Linked DNA regions of Homo sapiens: region 2 is linked to region 1. A link is an interaction called in ENCODE POLR2A ChIA-PET data of the cell type or tissue named here. Cell type or tissue: A673. All regions are shown on one strand.

Region 1 (2,500 bases):
TCTGGCCCAGCCCTCTGTTTTCCAGATGGGGAAACTGAGGCCCAGGTTGGCAGTCATCTTGCCAGCCCCATAGCCCCTTTTCCAGGGGACAGCTCGGAACCTCGATTTCCAGTCTGTGCCTTGAGGCTGTGGGGGAAGCTAACGGAGGACCCTGAGCCCCTCCCTCCCACTGCAGCTGCAGAACAGGGCTAGAAGGACTTCATGGGTCATGGGGTTCAGTCGGGACTGTGGGGTAGCCACGAAGTGCCCTGCAGGGGGTGACAGACCCCCGGTGCCCGGCCCACCCTTCACCTCCCCCAGCAGTTAGCCCTGCAGGGCTGGGCCCGTCCTGGCCATGGCCGTGGTCTCTGCTCCACCTGGGTCTCCCCGGACCCTTCCTCCTCTAGGCCCAGCTGGAATCCACCACCCCCGGGGCCATTCACATGAAAAGTCCAGAACAGGCAAATCCCCAGAGACAGAGAGTGCACTAGTGACCACCGGGGGCTGGGGAGGTGGGGAAAGGCAGTGACTGCCGGTGGGGCGGGCTTGCTGTTCCGGGTGATGAGAATGTTGCAGAATTGGATTAGAGGCGAAGGCTGCACAACTTTGCGTGTGCTAAAACCATTGAATTTTAGACGCAGTGGGTGAACAGCGGTGCTGAGGTTTTTTTGTTTTGTTTTGTTTTGTTTTTTAGAAAGAGTCTCGCTGTGTTGCCCAGGCTGGAGTACGGTGGTGCAATCTCGGCTCACTGCAACCTCAGCCTCCTGGGCTCAAGCGATCCTCCTGCCTCAGCCTCCCTAGCAGCTGGGATTACAGGCAACTGCCACCACGCCCGGCTAATTTTGTATTTTTAGTGGAGATGGGGTTTCACCATGTTGGCCAGGCTGGTCTCAAACTCCTGACCTCAGGTGATCCTCCCGCCTCGGCCTCGCAAAGGGCTGGGATTACGTGAGTGAGCCACCGCACCCGGCCAGGTGCTGAGTTTTATCACAGTAAAGCTGTTATCTGAAAAAATAAAATGCTGCCTGGGTTCCCTGTTGCCTTTGGGGTGCCGCCCCCTCCCCGGCCGTGGTCGGGTGTGTCCCCACACGGTGCTTACTCTCGCGCTCCAGCCTGTCGGTGTGCAGGTACCATAAGCTTCCTTCACCTCCTCACGCCTTCTCCCATGCAGGCTCCTGGGGCAGGGCAGGGAACCCTTCCGTCCCGAGCGCCATCTCTCTTGCCTCCAGCCCCCTCCAGGCCCAAACCCCGCCCCTCCAGACCGCAAGCCCCGCCTTTCCAGGCCCAAACCTGGCCCCAGACACAAGCCTCACCCCCACCTCCAGTTCATAAGCCCCGCTCCCTCCAGGCAAAAGCTCCGCCCCCCAGGCCATAAGTCTCTGCCTTCCAGGCCTCAAACCTCACCCAATACACAAGCCCCGCCCCGTCTGGGAACCTCCCCCAAGCCTCGCCCCTCCAGGCCCCAAACTTCGCCCCAGACGAGGCCCTAACCCTTCAGATTCCAAGCTCCGCCCACCAAGTCCAAGGCTCCGCCCCATATAATAAGCCCCACCCCCAGACGCCAAGCCTCGCCCCCTCCAGGCCTCAAGTCCCGCCCCCTCAGGCGACGTCATCGGTTTCTTTCTTGCTGGGTTTTGTCCCTGCACTGCGCTACCAGCCTGTAGCTCACCTGGCTGCCCTTGGCTCCCGCTTGATGAATCCGGAAACTGAGGCACACAGTAGCCTGGATACAGCTGGGATTTCAGCCCAGGCTGGCCTCCTTAACCACTAGGCTTCGCTGTCCTCCTTCCGCTCCCGCCTCCAGGAAGCCCTTCCTGGTCTACACCCAACTCCAGGATCTGAGGTCAGCCCTTGGCCGTCCAGCTCATCTTCTCTGCCACCAGCCCCAGCACAGCGTCCTGCCTGCAACAAAAACTTAATAATGGCTGAGGGGGGTGAACCCTAAAGCAGGCAGGGGCCGGCCATGTGCAGAAGGTTACAATTACTAGGACTTGTTAGGTTGCACAGTCCCAAGGCAGCGGCAACAACGTCTCTCACCCTCTCCCAGGAGGAGACCCTTCCCCTTCCCTTGAACCTGGGCGGGCCTCGCGTCTTCTGTGAAACCAGAGAAGGTGGCGGGGGTGGCGCTGCCTGGCTTCTCAGCAGGTCAGCCTGGCAGCTTCTGCTTTGTTTGCTTGGAACCCTGCTTACTGGAGCCCGAGCTTGGGAACACAGCTGCCATGTTGTGAGGAAGCCCAAGCCACACGGGGAGGCTCCCTGCAGGCGCTGGCCCTGGTGAAGAGCTCGCAGCTGAGCCCTGACTGGGTGTGGTGGCTCACGCCTGTAATCCCAGCACGCTGGGAGGCCAAGGCAGCTGGATTACTTGAGGCCAGGAGTTCGAGAACAGCCTGGCCAACATAACAAAACCCTGTCTCTACTAAAAATACAAAAAATTGACTTGGTGCGGTGGCTCACGCCTGTAATCTCAGCACTTTGAGGGGCCGAGGTGGGCAGATTACCTGAGGCCGGGAGTTCAAGACCA
Region 2 (2,500 bases), 310 kb before region 1:
TGGCCAGGCAGGTAGCTCATGCCTGTAATCCCAACACTTTGAGAGGCCGAGGTGGGCGGATCACCTGAGGTCAGGAGTTCAAGACCAGCCTGACCAACATGGTGAAACCCCATCTCTACTAAAAATACAAAATTAACCAGGTGTGGTGGTGCATGCCTACAATCCCAGCTACTTGGGAGGCTGAGGCAGGAGAATTGCTTGAATCCAGTAGGTGGAGGTTGCAGTGAGCCAAGATGGTGCCATTGTACTCCAGCCTGGGCAACAAGAGCGAAACTCCATCTCAAAAAAAAAAAAAAAAGAAAAGAAAGAAAGAAAAGAAAAAGTAATGGGACCACAGGAACTCACCACTCTGGCTATTTTTCTAATTTTTATTTTTGTAGAGATGAGATCTCGCCATGTTGCTCAGGTTGGTCGCAAACTCCTGGCCTCAAGTGATCCTCCGACCTCAGCCTCCCAAAGTGCTGTTTTTATAGGCAAGAGCGATGGCGCCCGGCCTCCTAGAGCTTTAGGAGGGAGTATGGCCCTGCCCACACCTTGATTTCAAATTTCAGGCCTCTAGACTGTAGAAAAATACATCTGTGGGGTTTTTTGTTTTGTTTTTAGAGACAGGGTCTCATTCTGTCACCCAGGCTGGAGTGCAGTGGTGCGATATCAGCTCACTGCAGCCTTGACCTCCTGGGCTCAAGTGACCCTCCTACCTCAGCCTCCCAAATAATTGGGACAAAAGGCACCACCACACCTGGCTAATTTTTGTATTTTTTTGTAGAGATCGGAGTCTCGCTATGTTGCCCAGGCTGGTCTCCAACTCCTGGCCTCAAATAATCCTCCTGCTTCAGCCTCCCAAATCATTGGGACCAAAGGCACCACCACGCCTGGCAAATTTTTGTAGATATGGGTGGGGTGGGTCTCGCTATGTTGTCCGGACTGGTCTCTTAACTCCAGGCCTCAAGCGATCCTCCCGCCTCGGACTCCCACAGCGCTGGGATCACAGCCTCCCCCCGCCCCGAGGTAGCGGGTGGTGGGAACGGGATTGGAATCCCGACTGTGGGGCCCCTGCGGCCACCTCCAGGATACAGCGGACCCCGATGAAGCCCTGGCCTGGGTGCTGGGGGAGGCTCCGCGGCGCGGTCCCGCAGGCGGGAGGCGATGCTGCCGACGCTATTGCTGCCATTACTATTACGGAGAGATGGGGCGGGGCGGGAGCACCGGGCCCTTCCCGGAAGCCCTTCCTGAGCTTATTCAGTGCCTGGGGCCGCGGCGATCGATGACAGCTGGGCGCCGGCCGAGCCCCCTCCGGGCCGCGCGGGGGCGCATGCGCGGGGCCGCGGGATCGATCGGCCGCGCTCGGGCCTCCCCGCACCCGCCCGACCCCGCCCCCCCGGCTCGTTGCCCGGCAACCTCTGCCCGGCGCGCTCCCATTGGCTGGCGGCGGCCCGGGCCCCGGCCGCGCGTGGTCACTTGGTCAGCGCGGGCTCGGCGTGGCCGGGGGCCTGGCTCCGGGCGCGGGTCGATGCCGCCTCGCATCTGACCTTTCCCGGCGCGGGGAGGGGGCCCGAGAGGATGGAGAGAGCTGGACCATCTTGGAAGAAAACTTTATTGACCCGTCTCTTATCTTGGGGACGCACGGTTCCAGCGGCGGGGGGCGAGGGTACGGCTGGGTGGGGGCAGGGGCGGCCAGGACCTTCCTCCCGGACATGCACGGACCCCCTGACCGCCGCCCCGGCCATCTCCCTGGGCGGGCTGCTCTCCATTCCCTAGACAGGAAAATTGAGGCTCACGAGGGCCCGGGGATTACCCAAGGCGCAAAGGGTTTATGAGGTGCAAGGGGCCTGGAGCCCAGAGAGTGTGGCTCGAGGGCTTCAGACTCTCTCTGCCACGCCGTGCTGACATCTGCACCCTCCAAGCAAAGCTAAAACATCTTCCCGCGTTGCTGGGTCCCACACCGTCGCAGCCTGGAACCCACCACCCCATAAGGAGGGACCGTTCCTTAAATTGAAATGCGATGTTGAACAGCCACGAAAAAGGACGAAATCGTGTCCTTTACAGCAACATACGTGCAGCTGGAGGCCATTATCCTAAGCGAATGAAAGCAGAAACAGAAAACCAAGTACCCATGTTCTCGCTTATCAGTGGAGGCTAAACATTGGGTACTCATGGACACGAGGATGGGAATAATAGACCCTGAGGACTTCTAAATCGGGGAAGGTGGGGGACAGGGGCTGAGAAACTCCTGGGTACCATGCTTAGCACCTGGATGACGACGGGATCGGTCATATCCCAAACCTCAGCATCACACCATATACCCATGGAACAAACCCGCATATGTACTCCTGAATCTAAAATTAAAAAGATGAAATTTCAAAATAGTAATAGGAAGGGGCCAGGCGCGGTGGCTCACGCCTGTAATCCCAGCACTTTGGGAGGTCAAGGCAGTGGATTCCTTGAGGTCAGGAGTTCCAGACCAGCCTGGCCGACTTGGAGAAACCCCGTCTCTACTAAA

Evidence for each region. ChIA-PET counts read pairs that join two places held together with the same protein. Peaks named below come from ENCODE experiments on the same cell type or tissue, not always from the same donor. Only the 100,000 strongest peaks of a DNase experiment are listed, where the experiment ranks them.
Region 2: POLR2A ChIA-PET joins it to region 1 with 10 read pairs; 1 of 35 experiments calls an interaction of 5 or more read pairs at or near these places.

Annotation. Positions count from the first base shown.
Region 1 is chr19:2,033,673-2,036,172 of GRCh38, forward strand. It overlaps LOC107985278 (a long non-coding RNA gene), which reads right to left and starts at 1,209. Exons shown (of 4, transcript XR_001753845.2): 1 at 1,079-1,209. RefSeq lists an enhancer at 1,966-2,466. In A673, no CTCF peak of the experiment used is centred here; a DNase peak (open chromatin) is centred at 1,439.
Region 2 is chr19:1,724,418-1,726,917 of GRCh38, forward strand. No RefSeq gene overlaps it. Among named protein-coding and RNA genes, the nearest start is that of ONECUT3, 28 kb to the right of the region's middle. RefSeq lists an enhancer at 1,033-1,532 and a silencer at 1,295-1,394. In A673, no CTCF peak of the experiment used is centred here; a DNase peak (open chromatin) is centred at 1,314; H3K4me3 peaks cover 920 bases; H3K27me3 peaks cover 1,014 bases.